Regions from separate parts of the Mus musculus genome. Here region 1 is linked to region 2. Evidence: chromatin loops called from intact Hi-C (ENCODE). Cell type or tissue: heart. All regions are shown on one strand. Links, peaks and the distances in the headings refer to the core of each region. The heading gives the core; the rest is flanking DNA.

Region 1 (9,908 bases), core at 1,339-9,338, 54 kb before region 2:
CAGGGAGCTGCATAGTGAGAACCTGGTTTAAAAAAAAAAAAAAAAAACAAGCAAAAGTTTGGTATGCTAACCCAGGCCTGAACCCCTAACTGCTCCCCGAATGGAGAGAAAGTTCCAGGATTGTGTGGGCTATAGCATTAGTCCAGACCAGTCTGAGCAGCTTAGTGTGTCCATGTCTTAAAATAAAGGCAAAGGGAGAACAGCAGGTATAGATCAGGGTAGAATACTTGCCCAGCATGCACGAGGACCTAAATTAAATTCCTAGGACCACACAAAAGTAATAAATATATAAATATGTGCATTTTAAATTTTTATGTATTATAAAATAAGTAAACTTAGGATTTATGTAATAAATATATACATTTAAATAAATACATTCATAAATGAAAGAAGGTCCAAGCATGTGGCACACACCTTTGATCCTAGCACTTGGGAGGCAGAGGCAGGTGGATCTCTGAATTTGAGGCAAGCCCGAGTCTATAAAGTTAATTCCTGGATAATCAGGACCACACAGAAAAACTGTGTCTCAGAAAGAGAGAGAGAGAGAGAGAGAGAGAGAGAGAGAGAGAGAGAGAGAGAGAGAGAGAGAGAGAAAGAAAGAAAGAAAGAAAGAAAGAAAGAAAGAAAGAAAGAAAGAAAGAAAGAAAGGGAGGGGAAGGGGGAGGGGGAGGGGAGGGGAGGGGAAGGGGAAGAAAGGAAAGGAAAGGTAAGGAAAGGAAAGGAAAGGAAAGGAAAGGAAAGGAAAGGAAAAAAAAAAAGAGGACAATGTCACTCAAATAATTATCTATTATTGTAGACAGATGAAGCAGGCAGGGAGGATCTTAAATTTAGTCCTGGTTTGCTAACCAATCAACTTAGGGCTTTGCAAATTCATTTGCCTCCTCCATTTCTCACATGTGAGATGGAACAGCTGATGAGGGAAGTGACAGAGTCTTCCATCTGGGTGCACAGTTGCATAATCTCTAAAGTCATTGCAGACTGTGTTGTACAATGTTTTGTCTTTTGGTTTTGTTTTTATGAGATAGGGTCTCACTCTGTAGCCTTGACTGACCTAGAGCTCCCTATGTAGGCAGGCCTCAAATTCACAAAGCTCCACCTGCTTTCGCCTCTTGAGTGCTGGAATAAGAGCAATGCACACCATACACAGTTTATTCTCTTTAGTACAGACTGTGATAGGATCCTCCCTTGTCTCCTTGAATCTAGACTCAACTCTCCTTGTTCTCCCAGTATCTTCTGCCAGATACCCCATAAAGAACGTCAGATTTATCCTCTGGGTTAATATTCATTCATCTTCCACAATCAAGTTGAACTTCCACCTTCTCTCGACACCTTCCACGATTACTAATATAAACTGATCCCCTTTCTGGCTTCCCAAAGAAGGGAGGGAGAGAGGGCACCCATGTTTGTCTCTGAGTCTTGCCATTTATCAGCTATATGACAGGGAGTATGCCACTGTGATTATTGGACTCTTGGTGTGCACATCTACAACGTGAGTCATTTCATGTGTAAAGACGGGCATGTTTTGAGCATCATTCCCATGTGAAGCACAACACTCTTCTTGGTATTTGTTTCAAGTGTAAACAGACCTTCTTCCATGCTAAGACCATGTAGTTAGAGTCATGTTTTCATGGCTCTGTGTTGCAGCAGGGACAGACGGCTCATTCGAAAGCATTTGTCATAGCTCCTCCATTATTTATGTGCCCCCTGCACACCTCTCCCAGGTCTCCTGAGCTCTGTAGAAAGTGTGTTTCTAATCCCAGCTAGCTTTCCCTCCCACAGTACTGCAAGGAGTAGAAAGGACGTCTTCTCTGGAGCTGTCCTGTGCTGTGGAATACATCTGACTGATGTGTAGGTCTGCTTGTGCCAAGCATCTTTTACATGGATAATTTTAGCCTTGACTTTCATGTTTTCTACAACTTACTAAGAAACACTTTTATCTTGCCCTGACTTCAAGATTCTGGGCTCTACATTCTATTTCTAGTATATTTTCCCTCTTCTACATCATCAGTGGTAGGGGTCATTTAGGAGAAATGCATTGTTTATCAAAATGCTTTATAATAAGCATATTACCTTTAAAAACAAACAATCATGTTCCCAAATCTAGAGTCCAGATATGAAACAATGAATTAGCAAAAACTGAGAGAGACTCAGATACTCTATCCCCATTTTATCCCTGAGCACCTAAATACCTCCAGACCATTCAGCTGCAGTAGGAGACTTCAACATGTTATCACTGAAATGTTGCACAGGAACTAGGAAAGCTGGGAATACCAATATAACCCTAGCACCATCCCTGAGAACCAGAAACAACAAAAACAGCCCAGTATGGGTGGTATGTCAGTACACCACACCATCCCAGACCTCAGGAGACTGAGGCATCGGGCTCAACTCTGATTTCTTAGTGAGACCCTGTATCAGGGAATAAGTGCTGGAAATAATGGAGTTCTTCCCTAGTATGCATAAATCCGTGGGGTCAATCCTTGCACTGCCAAATGAATGAATGAATGAATGAATGAATGAACAACCAAATTTGGCACAGGTGAAAATGGAAAGGAGGATAGTTACAAGAGAATTTTTCATCATTATGATGGTTACCTTGAATTGTCAACTTGAAATAATCTAGAATCATGTGATGTCTCGATTTAGATTTCTGTTGGGGTAACAAAACACTTTGACCAAGCCAACTAATAAGAGAAAATATTTAATTGTGCTAATTGTTTCAGAGGGTTAGAGTCGATGATGTCAGAGCAAAGACATGGCTATAAGAACAGCTAAGAATTCACATGCTGATCCAAAGCAGGAAACAGAAAGCACACTGAGAATGACAAGGGTCTTTTAAAACTGCAATGTGCATCTCCAGTGATACACCTCCTCCAACAAGGCCACCCCCCCCAATCCTTCCCAAACAGCTCCATCAACTGGGGATTAATTATTCAAACATATGAGCCAATGGGGGCCACTCCTTTTCAAACCACCATACCTGGGAAAGATCTTGGTGAGAAGTAATCTATACTTGGGTTGATCTTTCGGCATGTCTATGGGAGACTGTCTTAATTCAGTGGGGGGAAGACCCAGACCACTATGAATTGCACTATTCCCTAAGCAAGCAGTTCTGAACCGTAAGATCCATCTAGATCAATAGAGTTTGGCACAAGTGAACAAGCTAGTACGCACACATTCCCATCTCTGGCCCTGACTGTGAATGTGCTGTGAGCATCTGTTTTAAGTTTCTGCCTGGTGACTTCCCTGCTAGGATGTACTGTAACCTGGATTTTTGAGCTCAAATAACTCCTTCCCCCCCTTATGTTAGGTTGCTTTTTTGTCAAGGTATTTTATCACAGAAACAGAAATAAAATTAGCATACCCATACTGAAAAGTTAACAGGTTGTTCTTTAAACTGTCATATCAAGATACAATATGCTGCTAAGAGAGGCGGAGGAAAATGACAGGAGTCAACAAAAAGTTCAGAGCTGTCACCTCCGAGGAGAAAGAGATAGGGAAAGGCTGAGGGGAGACTTCCTGTTTCCCAAGAAGCCTTGCAGAAAGTTTCAAATGCGATGCTTTTGTGACTTCAATGAGCGATAAATGAAAGGAAAATAAATCCTCATGGGCAAGGTGAAGTCGGTAGCCTGGATTGTCTCTCACTGACTTCCGGAGGAAACAGCTGTTTGGGAAGGCCCACCTCCCCCATCCTACACTCCCTTTTCTTCCTCCCTCTCCCCCTCCCCAACTCCTATCCCCTGCCCATTTCCACCAGCCACAGATTGAAAATTCCAGTGAACTAGCTGGGCTCATGTTCCCTTCCCAGATTTTCGGGATGTAGAACCGGCTCCTTCCTGAGAGTCCAGCTGCCTTTTAGTCTTCTGGGGCTTGGGGGTGGGAATGGGGGAGGGGCGGCGTTGCAGACTGTGGGTGTGGCAGGCTCTGGCCCGAGCAGGCAGAGCTGGAATACAGAGTGGGTCCTCATGAAGGAGTGCTGAGTGACTTTCTCACCAGTGGCCGGCTCACCCCCTCATCAGCTTCTAGGAATCTAAGCAAACAAATTCCATCCCTGTTGGAAGCAGCAAATCTTAGTTTATGGGTGAAGTCTGCCAGTGCCTACAGCAGAGAACAATTTCTCTCCTTACACAGACTCCTGAAGCTCTGGCCGGTGGCAGCTGTTGTCCCATTAGGAACACATTTTCCACGGTGTAACCCACCCTGCCACCCGCCGGGCGACCACCGACCACCGGCTTCAGCTCTACAGCCAGAAACAGCTGGAATGGGTCACTCAAATCCACAGGACTGTGGCGCCTAGAGAAATATTAGCCCCCAGATACAATGTCCCCTGCGCTGAGTGAATAGGAGAAAGAAGATTGTGGCTGGGAAGAGAGGTGAGTGAATGGTTGTTATGGGTCCTTCCAGTGGGCCCTGCTCCCACACACATATTCCCTGCCCCCAAACTCATGCACACCCATGCATAGACATGTTTCTGACCAAACACGCATGCACACCCACACAAACACACAGGTTCCTACTCACAGGCACATGCTTATCTACCTGTACCATGGCTCCTGTTCCCACACACATTCACACACACACACACACACACACACACATGCACACACACACACACGAAGACACAGGACCCTGCTTCTGCTTCCGCATACAAATACATCCATACAGATACCCACACCTCTGCTCTCCCATACATACACACCTACAGAGACCCACATGCCCCCTGTTCCTACACATGCACACCCACAGAAACACACTAGCCCCTGGTCCCACACACATGCTCTTGCCCACAGAGGTCCCTGCCTGTACACACATGCACAGACATAAGCCCCTGATCCCACATATACACACCCCAATACAGACACACAAGCCCCTGTTCCCTCATGCATGCATACCTACAAAGACTCATGCTCTGTTCCTGGAATCCTCAGAGGCACCAGACAGAGCCTAATCCCTCATCCTGACACACGCAAGATCACCTGTGCTTAGCCACAGACAAGAAGGAAATACTCTCCCAAGCATAGAGTGGAGTCATCCTTCACTACTATTGTGAAGCGAGTAAATCATATTCTAAACTGTGTGTTCTATAGATCACATGATGAGATTCAGGAGACAACAATATTCTCTTTATTTACAACTCTTCCTCATCTGCCTTCTCTGCCAGTATCATTCCTAAAAGCCTGGCTTGAAGATGTTGTTCCGTTTGAACATCCCCACCTTAAACATTGAGTCTGATCCTGTCCCGGCAGACTGTCCACTGGCCTCAGTGTGCCAGACTGCATTTTTAAAAATCCCCGGAAAGCTCCTGCATTGTGAGCAGGTCCTGCTGACCAGGCTGAGTTTTACAGCCCAGCTCCCCAACAATGCCATTTATTGCACACGAAAGATCACAGCGGCAGATGTGGGCGGCCTCGCTCTGGCCTCTTGAAATTGCATCTGTTTTGAAATTTGACTCGACTTCAATCCGAAGCTGACCATAACATCCATGGCATCGGTGGGAGGTGTTTACTAGATAAGCTTTTGATATTTGATGTTCGCTAATCATATTAAACGCTTGAAACAAAATCCCAGCTACAATAAATCCTCACAATTGTACACGAGGCAGGAAATGCTGGCGGGCCCTGCCTGGGGTGTGATCAGATCTCGGGTGGCTCAGGAAAAGAATCTGGGTCTAGAGGTCAAGAAACAAGAGACCTGGGAAACCTTCTCCCACCCACACTAGAGCTGGGACTCCCCAGGGTCTTGCCCATACTAGGTGAACATTCTATCATTGAGCCATCCGTCCAGTCCCCGAGACTCTGTGTAGCTGGCATCAAGAAGCTGCAGATTTTCCATCTATCAAATCATGGCTCAGACATTTAAGGAGATTTGCCCTAGTTACAGTGCCAGGGGTAGACAGGGACGTGAAGAGCCTTCCCAGGGCAGAAGCAGAGGCAGATACGTGGGTAGTCACCTGGTTCTTAGGCTTTTCAGTAGCTCAATCTGACTCCTCATTCGATTTTAACGCCATGAACACTGAGCACTTTAGTATCGTAGGTGGACAGAAGACAGGTATGTCCTTAAGAGCAACTGCTGACTCCCTTCTCCGGTGGAAGTGGCTCTGGAGGCCATCTCAGCCACTGCCTCTTTCCTGGACAGAGTTCAGCCTCTACCATTTCCATCCCATACACACTACACATCAAACTAATATTGTCTCACCAACCCGAGTCCATTCCTACCCAATCCTACCAAGGTAGGCAGGTCCCTTGATTCTCTACTTCAACCATAATCATAATTTTAGGCTTAAAATCATACTTCAAAAGAACTGAGAGCCTGGGAATTATAGCTCAGCGATAGATCACAGGCTTCCTGTGCATTAGACCTCAGCTTCCAGCCCCTGTAGCAAAATAACGACCAAATAAAACACAAATTCCAGAGGATCTAGGACTGCTCTCTGGTACCTCCACTATTCTCATACCGCCTGGTTTTACCATTACGGCTCCAGTTCTTAGAACAAAGCCAGCATCTGATCCTTAATTATTATTTCCCTATGAAACTGACCTAGTGACAGTACAAGCAGTGCTTGCAATGTAGCCTCCCAAGTCAGTCCGTCTATGTAAAGGAACCATGAAGCCAAAGACCATTGAAGATTCTGTAGCATTGGGATCCTTATAGTAGAATGAGGTTGTTGTCTCTAGCCAAGGCAGTTTCCGTCATATCCCTCCAGACCCTGACTACCTCGTGCTACTAAGGCTCCCAGGGTTTCTCTGAGCCCTGTGAAACATCTACTTAATAACAATGGAAAACTTTTGTTTAGAGCTAAGAAATTTCAAAGTACCACAAAAGTGGTACCAAGCAGGTGGAAGAGCAGAAGAGAACACTTAAGCTCACCTTCCTGGGAACCCAACTGTCAGGTGTGTAAGCCCCGCCCCAGAGTGATCTTTATTTACCTCCACCTCTTAGAACCTGGAAAGGCCACCAGTGATGTGCTGTAGTGACTGGATGCCTGATTTCTTCCGAAGGGGATCATTCTCCTTGGTGCCGGCACAGGCCAGTAGTGGAGCTGTCTCCTTCTTGGGACTAATCTAGCATTTGCTCACAAAATGAAGGCTTGCCTACTAGGCCATACTTTTAACCAAACGGGCCAATTTAAAACCGGGCACATTACAGCTAGGGCTAGCAATCAGTGAAATTCTCTCAGCAACAAGGAAAAACATAGCTCAGACTCCAGCTTTCTGGTGGCTAAGAACCCCCAAATAGGAGCCAATTGATCCTGAGCCCTTCCCTAGCAGCAAACCCTCTTATACATAGGCTTATGTTTGAATCTCTGTGCCTGCTGTGCTGTGGCTAGTTTTAGAAGTTTGCTTCAAGTGGAGCATGGTGGCACATCCCTTTATCCTAGCACTGGGAGACGGAGAGGGGCAGATCTCTGAGCTCAAGGCTAGCTTGGTCCACATAGTGAATTCCAGGACAGCTACAGCTACATAGAGAGAACCTATCGAGAGAGTAGGGGCAGGAGGGAGGGAGGGAGGGAGGGAGGGAGGGAGGGAGGGAGGGAGAGAGGGAGGAGACAGAGACAGAGACAGAGAGACAGAGACAGAGAGACAGAGAAGGGGGAGAAGGACAAAACCAATTTCATCTTCACATCTTCAATAGATAAAACCCCAAAATCCCAAAATCTTTTTTGGGGGGTGGGGGTTTGAGACAGGGTTTCTCTGTATAGCCCTGGCTGTCCTGGAACTCACTTTGTAGACCAGGCTGGCCTCGAACTCAGAAATACGCCTGCCTTTGCCTCCCAAGTGCTGGGATTAAAGGCGTGCACCACCACTGCCCGGTAAAAACCCAAATTCTAAAAGGAATAAGAAAAACAGGGTTTAAACCTGAGCCTGAACTTTAGATTTGGCCATGAAAACCACTCATGGTTCTCATGTCCCCAAAACTTTAAACTTAGAAATTAAGCCATGTTATCATTTTGGAAAATCTTGGGCAGTTTAGATGTATACATCTTTAACCTCAGTTTTCGGGAGACAGAGGCAGGCTGATCTCTGTGAGTTTGAGGCCAATAGTGTGTGTGTGTGTGTGTGTGTGTGTGTGTGTCTGTGTCTGTGTCTGTGTGTCTGTGTCTGTGTGTGTCTGTCTGTGTCTGTGTCTGTGTCTATGTGTCTGTATCTGTGTGTATTTGTCTGTGTAAGTTTTTTCCTTATAAGACCAAGGTCTTGTAGTTTCTGGAAAATCCTAGAAATTGCTATGAACCCCTAGTGTAATGATAGCCTCTGGGAAGTTGAAATAGTTACAAGTAGTTAGTTATGAACCACCTGATGTAGATACTGAAAACCTATCTGCAAGAATATTATGCACTGAACTGTCTCTCTAGCTCCAAACTAAAGGAATTCAGGGCATTGATGTGATATGAGTGGATTCAGCAGCATCTGACCTAATCAATAGATATAGCCTTTCATAATATGATGACATCAAGGGTTAGGGGGAAAGTAGATGGTAGGAAAGAATGTGTGCCGGGGAAGATGAATCCTGTTCCCAGTCCCTTCCCCTCTCCTCTCTCCTCTCTGCTCTCTGACTGCAATGATCTAAGATGTTCTCCTTACTATCATGGGCTAAGTAAGCCCTCTGAAACCATAAGCCAAAAGATGTCTTTTCTATCTTCAGTTCTTTTCTTTGGCTATTTTGTAGCAGAAAAAGTCTGGCTAACACTTAAGTTTAACGTTTTATCAGGATTATTTTCAAATTCCCAACAGTTCAAAGACACTTAACATCTTTAGTGTTTTTCTGTGTATAGCTGTGTTTCTCTTGCTTTGTGACATTGTCTTCACAATTGTAATTAAATGTCCAACTTTATATCCTGTCATTTCTCCTTAATATAACATAACCATTTCCCTGTGTTTTTAGTAGATTCCATAAACATCCTTTCAATTAGTATAAAAACATCTATTATGAGGATATAGCAATGTGAATCCCCCATTCTAGGATCTTTATCTTGTTTCCAATTTTCCCATAGTATATAAACAATACTGTAACATCCTTGTTTAAGCATCTCTTTCCTTCAGAATTTTTTTCTGAAGTAGAAACACTAGGTCAAAGGGCATAAATGGTTTAAGATTATTGATTTGAGAAAACAGCAGTAAGTATACTTCAGAGCTAGTTGGTAGAATACTTTTGTGATGTACACAAATCCCTGGGTTCTATCCCCAGCACCATTCAAACTAAGTGAGATTTAGTGCATGCCCCATATCCAAGAACTTCAGAAGCACATGCAGGAATATCACAAGTTCAAGGTTATACTTAGCTACACAGCAAAGATGATTACAACTAGGCTTATGAGATCTTGTCTCATAAAAGAAATACATGAAGTACTATGAAGATGATTCCAGCAATAAAGCAATTTCCTTGAGTGTGGGAACCTGGATTTGAATTGGCAGCACCCAATTAAAAAGTCATCACAGATAAACAGGAGGATCTCTGAGTTGAATGGTCAGCTAGTCTAGCTGGATCCATTAACTACAGAATCAATGAGAGATCTTGTCTCAAAAAAAAAATGTGGGCCTAAAGGCACTTTCTGACAACCTGAATTTAGTCCCAAGGGACTCTCATGATAGAACTGACTCCCCTAGGTTATCATCTGACTTCACCATAAACACACACACACACACACACACACACACACACTAAATGTAATATAAAATGAAGGTGGAGAGGAATGGAGAAAGACACCCAGTAACAACTTCTCACATCCATGAACACAGGCATACACATGCACATGTACAAACCTGCATTCATTCATACACTATATATACTTTAAAGATTGCACACAGTATCAAAACAGGAAGACATGTTCCAAATCACTGGTTTAGTGTCTGCTCTCCCCAGATAAGGAAGAACCAAAGGTACCACATAATTGTGGTCAATAGTCACTGCCA
Region 2 (9,908 bases), core at 753-8,752:
TACAAAGGTGATAAGGGAAGGGAGCAGAATTTGAATCCAGTCTAACCACTCTCATTCACTACACAAGACACAAGACCTGGAGGCCTCCATCTCCAGGCCTGCCCGCAAGCATCTCTGTTTTAATAAGATATTTATTCGAGCCGGATGTGGTGGCGCATGCCTTTAATCCCAGCACTCGGGAGGCAGAGGCAGGCGGATTTCTGAGTTCGAGGCCAGCCTGGTTTACAAAGTTAGTTCCAGGATAGCCAGGGCTATACAGAGAAACCCCGTCTTGAAAATAAATAAATAAATAAATAAATAAATAAATAAATAAATAAATTAAATTAAAAATTAAAAAATAAAGATATTTATTAGAGCCTTCCAAGTCTGCTTTTGTTTCTGTTTGCTCGTAAAGAACTTCTAACCACACAAATGCCCCAATGCTCTTGTGCGGTGCTGCTGCTCAGCCAAGACAAGTAAGAGAGGAAGTTAGAGCCTTGGCAAGAGCTGGCAACTCAAGAGAATGCTGAGGACCACCCTTAATAGACCAGAGCCCAGGCACAAGGCTCTCCCTGGGCCACACCAGCAAACATCCTCAGTGTACAACAAAGTCAAGTTGGCAATAGCAGCAAACAGCTGTGCCAGGGAAAGGCGTCACCAAATCCCCCCATCCTAATGAGAACGAAGGAAAGCTCAAACTGTCATCCACCTGCTGCAGAAACCAATCACTTCTCCTCGGAACTGAGGGAAGAAATGCCTCTCAGGGCGCCTTTAGCTCCTTACAAACAAAATAAAACAAATCCTTCCTATGGATTTCATTTGCCATTTAATGCAACCTAATGATTTCCAATTGAAACCATATTCATGTTTGTATTGACTTATTAATAGCACATCCATTTTCCACACAATAAAGCCTGAGCATGAACTGGCGACTTTGACCAAAACGCATTAGGTAGCATTAAAGATTAAATAAACACTGTTGCTATGAGTAATGGTTAATAGCCTCTATTTGTCAGCCTATTGAAAATTGATCTCTGGGTATTTTGAGCAGGGGTTTCACAGAGTGCATTTTGAACATATTATGAATCATGACTATGTATTAAGACATGGACTGTTTTCCAGGCCGTCAGTGGAGCTTGTTACAACATTAGAATATTCTGGTTAATTTGCACAAATTGTTCCAATGTTTGTGGCAAAAGCCAAGCAGTAAAAGGGCAGAACTGAAACACATGTGTGATTAAGCAGCGACATAGATGGTACCAAGGAAACTAGTCTTGTTTGTTACCTCTGGGCCTGTGGTGTCACTAACCCACATTGGTGGGTGCTCATCCTTGTTTTGTTTTTTTGTTTTTTTGTTTTTTTGTTTTTTTGTTTTTTTTTTTTTTTTATTCCTAGAAATAAAAGCAAATGACTTGACACCCAGGAGAAGTTGAAAGGGCCAAGCCCTGGCAAAAGCCTGTAATTCCAGCTCCAAGACAGATTGAGGCAGGAATATTTAAAGTTCTAGGCAACCCTAGGCTACTGAGTGAGTTTGAGTTAGCTTGACAACTCAGTGAGACCCCGACCCAAAATAAAAGGTAAAAAGAAGGCTGGGACCATAACTTAGGGATAAAGTGTTGGCCTCACATGCTTGAGGCCATAGGTTCAACCCCCAAATACTATAGTAAGGAAGGCAGAAGCTGGGAATGATGGTAGCACACCTGTAATCCCAGCACTCTGGTGGCAGAGACAGGAAGATCAAGAGTTCAAGGCCAGCCTAGGCTACACAAGACTCTGTGTCAAAAAAAAAAAAAAAAGGATAGAAGTAAGACTTCCAGAAATATACCTTCAATAAACTGATTGTAATAGGTACAATTATTATTACCTATTGAATGTATACCTTCTTGGGCCAGTCAAGTTGAGTTGTTAAGTATGGGATACTCATTACCTCTAATTATCTCAACAACCCCCAAAAAGATTATTCTCTGTATGTCCAGCAGATGAACCATGTGTCATAGTTAATGTCACTGAGATCATTACGAGGGATCTTAAGGTTTGAATAAGAAAACTGAAGTAGAAATTTCAGGTTTCTTTGGAAACTCAGTTGTGTCCCATGATGTTCTTCTGGAAACTGTCTTGTGAGCAGGTGTTTTGCGGAAGCAGACACATGAGAGGATGTTTTGCTGAAACAATTGCTTGAGAGGCCATGTGATGTTTGCAAAGAATAGAAGTAGAGCTCTACGGACATTTCCCATTTCCCAGTGAGACAACGTTCTTGCTTTGCTATACCTTCTACTTCACTCGTCTTCACTGATCTCTGTTTGTCCTGACTTCGTCGAGAGAAACACACCAAAGAACTTCTTGTGGTACTCCAGCTGCGTCCTGCCTCTTCTGCTGACTCATGATGATTTAGCAGATCCTTATAGTTTCTGCTGGATCAAGCCGATGCTACTGGTTTGTGTTTGGTGCTTGCTATTGGACTGGATTGATTGGAATTGTCTCCAAAGAACCACTAAATAGATCCACAACCCACTCTGTCCTATTAACCATCTCTCTCTCTTACCTTTCGTGGATGGGCTAGAAGGGAGGTTAAAGCATTAAAGGGCCTAAGTAAAATTGGTTTTGAAAAATCTAAGCCCACAATGAACTGTCCTCCCACAGGCACATGTATTAAATATTTGGCCTTTAGCTTGTGATTCTAATTTGGAAAGATGTTGGAAAGTTTAGAAGCTAGAAGTCTTCGAGGGAGAAAATGGGCCCCTGGGGGTGTGTCTTGGAAGGTTATAACTGTTCATCTTCCTTCAGATTCCTTCAGACTCCCATCACCAGGATTCTTTTTCTGCCATGATCCCCAAAACTACAGAGCAGGATGATGGATCAAACTGTCTGAAACCCTGAGCCAAGTCTCAAATCTCCTCCTTTTAGCTATCCTCTCATGTGTTTTGGCCACAGCAAGAAGAAAGATGACGAATACAAGAAGACTTGATGCTTTTTGCCATACTTTATCCTCTCTGTGAAATGGATGGGTTGGGAGTTTTCACACACACTTGGCAGCTGTGAGACTAGAGCTCAGACAGCGAGATAATCAGTTGCTTTCTCCCTTCTCTTTTTATCATCTTTCCTCCCCCCTACTAATGACAGAAACAATGTAAGAGAGAAAGGGTTTATTTTAAAGGTGTCCAGTCCACCATGACAGGAAAGATACACCAGCAGGCAGAGAAAGTACTTGGCAGGAACAGGAGGATGGCTGGCCACATTGTATCTGTTCTCAGGAAACAGAGTGAACAGGAAGTAGAGACAAACCATAAAATCTTAGGTCCTGTCCCACGTGACCCACTTCCTCATGTGGGACTCTGCTTCCTAAAGATTCCACAACCTTTCCAAATGTGTCACCAGCTGGGACCAAGTCTTCAAATACATGATCCTCTGGGGACATTTCACATCAAAGCACAGTTCTACCTCTTGTCCTTCTTCCTATTGGATGATTTAGCATCATTCTTCCCCACGCACTTTCCAAGCACCCAAATTTGTCCCTCACCTTGTTTCTTTGATGTGAGAGGTCTTCATGTCTCAGGGGACCAGGCAAGGTGAGCCCTGACACTTTTCAGTACAAAACAGTTGGTCAGACCCAGGTTGAACCAAAGAAGGGTTCCTGACCTGAGAACAGAAGCAGGCTCTAGAGCTGTGGCTCTAGGTCAAAATTCCTTTGGGAGTCACATATCAGATATCCTACATATCAGATATTTATGTTACAATCATAATAGTAGTGAAATTATAGTTATGAAGTAGCAATGAAATAATGTTATGGGGGGCACTGTAATATGAGGAACTGTAAGAGAGGGTCTCAGCTTTAGGAAGGTTGTGAACCACTGCTCTAGAGGTTTCCAACGCCATGTTATGAGAGGAAGGGTAGGAAGAACGTGATGTCTTGAGCAAGGGGCAGTCTGGAGAGGTATAAGCTGACGGAATGACATTGTCAGATGAACTTAGAGCCTATACAATGTTACTAGCAAGAGCCATTTCAGCCACAATTGTTAAAAGTCACTTACCATATATGGGTAGCATCTGTCATCATCCAAGCATGTTGAATCCAGAAAGGCTTTTTAGCCAGAAGCTTTCCAAATTCATGAGAATGTCAAGGCAAGGGGACATTATTCTTCTTAGATGCCTCTGCTAAGTGGTCCCTATTTCCTTGTGGCCAACTTACCTTTAAAGATTTCTATTGCCAACTTTTCGATTTCCTCCTGTCCTTCCTCTAGTCTAGTCTACAGGCAATGAGGATTGCTGCTCTCCCAAGGGACTTCCACTGTGGTCTAGAACGACCCGTCCCATGAGGAATGGCTTAGACAGTGGACAGGGTGTCAGTTACAGTTGCACACAGACAACTGTATTAGTGTTTCTCACGCCATATGGCTACAGAAACCACAGCAGCAAACATCCCTAGAAGATACTGGAGGCTCACCTGCCCCTAGTCTCCCAGAAGGAGCTCAGCATTCCCTCTAGGGTTAGTATTCAAATCCCCACAACAGGAACTAAAGGATAAACATTGCCACTATAACTGTTCAGGCTGCTGTCTAATCAGTACTCAGAATGGGACTGTGCAAGATTCCCATGGTAGGTTGGCATTATTATCTAGATTTAAGGGTCCAGACCCTGAGACAATTGGCTGATCTGCTCACGGTCACATGACAGATAAGAATTAGCACTAAGATTTGAACCCAAGTCCAGCTGCTTCTCCTGCTTAGGTATTTCTGATACCTGTTTCTGATAACACTGTTGATGACTTAATCCCACGACTCCATTCAATCTCAGCTAACCTTTCCTATCTGCTAATTCAGCAGCAAGCCAACACTATTACCCTATACCTCATCTTCCACATGCTTATAGTGAAATCAGAATGATAATAGGTGGCAGATAACTCCTTCATTTAAGGCTTGCCATTCAAGCCTAGGACCAGATTTAAATCCTGAGTGTTGTAGCATGCCTAGTGATCTCATTGTTGAAGAGATGGAGACAAGAGGATCCCTTGAGATCTTTGGTCAGTCATTCTAACCAATTGGTATGTCTCCAGTAAAAACGAGAAACCTTGTCTTAAAAAAGGTAAGTGTATGACATCTGAGGAATTACACCTGAAGGTAAACTTTGAAATTCACACACACACACACATAGAGACAGACAGACAGAGACAGAGACAGAGACAGAGACAGAGACAGCTCAGTGGAGTCAAAGCATTTGCCACCAAGCTTGACTGCCTGAATTTGATCCCTGGGACCTACAAGGTGTAGAGAGAAGTGACTCCCACCAGCTATTTCCTGAAGTCCACATGGAAACTTTGATATACATGTTCACGTGCACACACATACATAAATGTAACACAGAGTGTAACAGTCCTTTGCTGAGTCATTGAGGCCAGACACTGCTTCTTCACGTGTGGTTTTAGTCTAGTTTCCTTGGAATGTCCTTCCCTTCATCATCATTTTAAAGATGATGAACTAGACATGAAACAGTTGGGCTGAGTGGCTCATAGTGCCATGATACCTGTATTAAAAGGCCAGTTTCTTCCCACTACAAAACAAATCGGGTAGAGGAGGTCAAACCAACCCCTGTCGCTCAGAGGCAGTTCCTTAGGGAAGGGACATTCCAGTATGTATTCTTGACTGGAGTCACTGGAGCTGGGTCTCAATTCTGAGGAATATTTCACAGACCTGGGGCAAAGTTTCACCTCAGCCAGGTGAACGGTAGGAACCAAAAGGGGCCAACAAGGAGGATAGCAGGCTAGCCTGTCTGACTTAGGCAAAGGAGAAAGCTCCTACGTGTGCATCTACACGTGATTCATGTCTACAGTCTGCAGCTGTTACGCCTGTCATGCAGTCACTCCCAGCCCTTGGGGAATACCTACTACCCACCTTACCTAGACAGAGAGCCCACAGGTGCAAAGAAGTTACCCAATTTACCCCAGGACAAAGAACTGGCCGAGTTACAGAAGTCTGCACTGCTCTGGGCATTCCGCTGTCTTCTAAAATGCAGTGTATAACAGAAGGAGTCAGTTGCTTGAACTGGGGGCTCTTGAGACAGACTCCCTGAGCCTGAGGTGACTGTCAGCTCTATCTTAGAGACGACCTAGATGCAGAGGTCAGCCCTCGGATCCATGTCTGACCTTGTCCTTCTGTTCTTGAGAATTGAGAGCATCTGTTTGTGTCCTGGGAACTGAGAGGGCACAGTTAGCTGCTCTTCCTCCCAGGCATTTGTTAGATGAATCAATCTGTCCACGGGTGAAGGGCATAAGGCTAAAGGCAAGAGAACAGTACCCAGAAGGCTGGGAATTCAAGAGAAGTATGGTCTAGCCACCACCCGCCCATATCATCTTTTCTCTCTATGCCAAAATTCAGTTTGGAGGGTTTTGTTTGTCATTTAGAATTTTTTTTTGTATGTATGTATAAATGTTTTTGCCTGCATGTATGTCTCTGCACCACATGCATGCCTGGTGCAAGCAGAGGTCAGAAGAGGGTATGGGATCCCCTGGAACTGAGTTACAGATGGTTGTGAGCTGCTATGTGGGGTCAGTCGGCATAAAGAGGATTTGCTGCAGAGGGACATCATGACACCAGTCTGCCCCTCCCCAAAGCCTGGAAGAGAAGAAAGTCTCTAAGCACCTCCCAACACACATACACACACTCACACACTCTCTCATATGCATGCACACACACTACCCTCCCAGTACACAACAGCACCTTCCCTCAGGTTTCTCCTTCTGGCTCTGCTGTGTCCCTCCCTGTTCCCCTGCTGGCCCTATCCACATATGCAATAACACCAAGGTCACTTAGTGATACTTCCACTGGGGACCTGAAACGTGCTGGAATGGGCTTTGTCCTCAGTCGAGAATGCCAGAAATCTTCATGCCAGCCTGGCTCCAGTTCCTAACATTACAGTCCCCTAACCACACTCCATGGAAGGAAAAGAGAAGAGTATCCATGGCCTGGGTCCCAACCTGGCCCTTCTGAAACATACACACATACACACACACAAACACACACACACACCTTTTTCTACACTAAGGGCTGGGTTTAGGTATTTCTAAGTCCTTTCCAGCTCACAAACTGGAAATAGTGTTCTTTGGTTGCTATGCAGGCTTTGAGAATGTGGCCTGACTGGTATTGTGGGAATACTTAGGCCTTCCAAGCCTCACAAGAAAGAAAATTCCTGGGTGAGATTTCCTAGAAGGCTCCTTGCCAAAGGGCTTCTTGGCCATGAGAAGCAAGTCCCCAAAAGTCTCCCTCACCCACCCACAACCACTTTAATAAAAAAAGGTCCCTTTAGAACTTCAAGCTCTAATAACACCTAATCAGAAGGGAGGGAGATGGCTCCTTATGTAGAAACTTAAACCTTTTGTTTTGTTTTGTTTTGTTTTTGTACAATTTTTTTCCCTTTTGTGTTTCAGGCGAAGAAAGACTTATCAGGGCATACAAAAGGTGTGTTGTGTTTTGCTTAATTCTAAAAATGTGACTTTAAAATTTTTTTCCCATAAATAGGCATAATCACCATATTCTATAGATTAATTTCCTTCAGTTTATATACCAACTTCAGTCTCTCCCAGTTTTACACACGACACCAACTCACTTTGAACAGTAACAACCAAAATATATAAAAATGTATAGCATTAGTACTTACACATACACTCAGGGACACACATGAGTGCCAACCATTGATCGGCTCATTTCCCCCATAAACTACTACAGCATGCCAGAAGGATTTCAACATTCCTCTGAGGAAACACACCTTTACTTCTCTCACAAGTCACTGTCTGGCTCTTCTAGGCAGGCGATCTTTCAGTGTGTGCATCAATGTCAATTTATTGGTTTTAATTCCATCTCCTTTTTATTAAAGGCGTTACTGTATTGCTTCTGGCAATGCAGTTCCAGACAAGACAGGTTCTGCCTTTCAGAAGAGATATCCTTCCAATATTAGTGACACGGAGCTTTTAGAAAGAACCTAAGCACAAGCAGAGATGGAAACTAAGGCCCAGAGAGGGACCAGCATGTTTAACACCATCATGAGCAAACTAGCAAGAAAAAGAGGAGTAGAGAACTCTGATAACCTCATTGCTGATGATGGGTGATTTGTACCACAAAAGCTTCCTCAAATCTTAAATAAATAAATAAATAAATAGCAACTTTTCCCAAGAGCCCATTTATCTAGGGCCCATGAAAGCCTTTCTCTTCCTTTATTGTGATTTTGAGATGGTTTTCCTTTCTTTCTTTCTTTTTTTTTTAAATGTACCCCATTATTTTTAGTGTGTATGTGTATGACTCTGTGTGTGTGTGTGTGTGTGTGTGTGTGTGAGTGTGTTTGTGTTGGGGGGGGGTGAAGCGAGCACACAGAGGCATTGAGGAGTCTAGTGCTGGGATTACAGGCAGCTATAAATTACCTATTGTGGGTGCTGGGAACCAAACTCAGGTCCTTTACAAGACCAGAACAAGTTTTTAACAAACGTTTAACTCTCTAGTCCCTGGGGGCCCTTTTCATGTTGTTTTTATCCCTTGGTTGCAAATATTAACTGCTTTTAACACAGAAAGCATTAATGTTTCGTGTGTAATACCAAAGAATCCCCATTCGGACACTTAGGGGCTCTTAATCTGGGACATCTGGTATACCTCATACTTTGTCTTTAGAAGCATTCCCTATGCCATTGGCTAGCCATCTGGTCCTTCTAGCAAGACACTACACAAAAACCATTTCTGCACAAGCTGTCCATGATGACTTATATCTGCTGTCAGGGGGCTTAGGAGGCTAAGATAATTACGTAATTGCTGTGAGTTCTAGTCTACCCTGGTCTACAGAGTGAAACCCTGTCTCAAAAAACAAAACAAAAAAGCAAAAATACAATTAAACAAAACAAACCCCCAAAACAAGGGCAATAAAAGATTATTATGGTGTTTTTCTTCCTATAAAATAGCTTCCATAAACATCATTCATCCCCAATCTCGAAGTATCTTCTAACTCATTCCTCTCTCCTCTCCCAAATAAATACAAACACAGCTATGATGCCATTTTACAGAAGGCACTTTGAAGGAGTAAGGTATAAGCCAATTCCTCAGGGGTTATGAGTACAGTGTTGGGGTAAGACAATTGGACACAGTAAAGACACTGATGGAATTCACTGTGGTCAAAGAAGACATGGTGAGTAGCTATGGTGAAGCAGGGAGCAGCTGGAAGCAGAGTCCAAAGAATATTGTGATCCATTTTAAGTTTGGATACTATTCTGTCAGCCGTGAGGGTTATGGAACATATTAAATAACAAGGCAAATAATGAGACTGGTCTTTAGAATTCTTATTTATTAATTTTAAAGTTATTAAAATAATGTAGGTAAAGCTAAATATGTCAGAATATACTTGTCACTTTTGTACTTGAGAAAGAAGGATTAACATGAGTCCAATGCCAACTTTCCCTACAAAGTAAGAATGTACCCCAACACATGGTGCGGGGAGGAGAGGAAAAAAAGGAATAAAGAACCTGGCGTGGTGGCACACGCCTTTAATCCCAGCACTCGGGAGGCAGAGGCAGGCAGATTTCTGAGTTCGAGACCAGCCTGGTCTACAAAGTGAGTTCCAGGACAGCCAGGTCTCGAAAAAAGAAAATGAAAAGAAATAAAATGAAAAAAAGCTTAGTAGCTGGGATGTGATTCAGTTTCTATAGCAATAGCATGATAAAGCAGTGGGCTTAATACCCAGCCCTGCATAAACCTAGATATGGTAATACAGGCCTATAATCAACACTTGGAATACAAAGGCAGGAGGTTCAAGGCCAGGCTTAGCTACAGAATAAATTTGATGGCAGCCTAGGCTAAATGAGACTGTTCTTCAAATAATAATCATAATTTTAAAAGTACTATGTGATGGTGTTAGCAGATGAAATAACGCAGAGAGGAATTAAGAAAACATAATCTGGGCTG

What was found. Hi-C counts contacts between places; a loop is a spot of excess contacts. Peaks named below come from ENCODE experiments on the same cell type or tissue, not always from the same donor. Only the 100,000 strongest peaks of a DNase experiment are listed, where the experiment ranks them.
Region 1: it touches region 2 in a loop (1.9-fold over the local background); 2 of 42 quality-filtered maps call a loop at or near these places.

Annotation. Positions count from the first base shown.
Region 1 is chr12:12,837,048-12,846,955 of GRCm38, forward strand. No RefSeq gene overlaps it. Among named protein-coding and RNA genes, the nearest start is that of Gm35155, 14 kb to the left of the region's middle. In heart, for the core only: no CTCF peak of the experiment used is centred there; no DNase peak of the experiment used is centred there; H3K4me3 peaks cover 797 bases; H3K27ac peaks cover 2,053 bases.
Region 2 is chr12:12,891,825-12,901,732 of GRCm38, forward strand. No RefSeq gene overlaps it. Among named protein-coding and RNA genes, the nearest start is that of Gm40271, 13 kb to the right of the region's middle. In heart, for the core only: no CTCF peak of the experiment used is centred there; no DNase peak of the experiment used is centred there.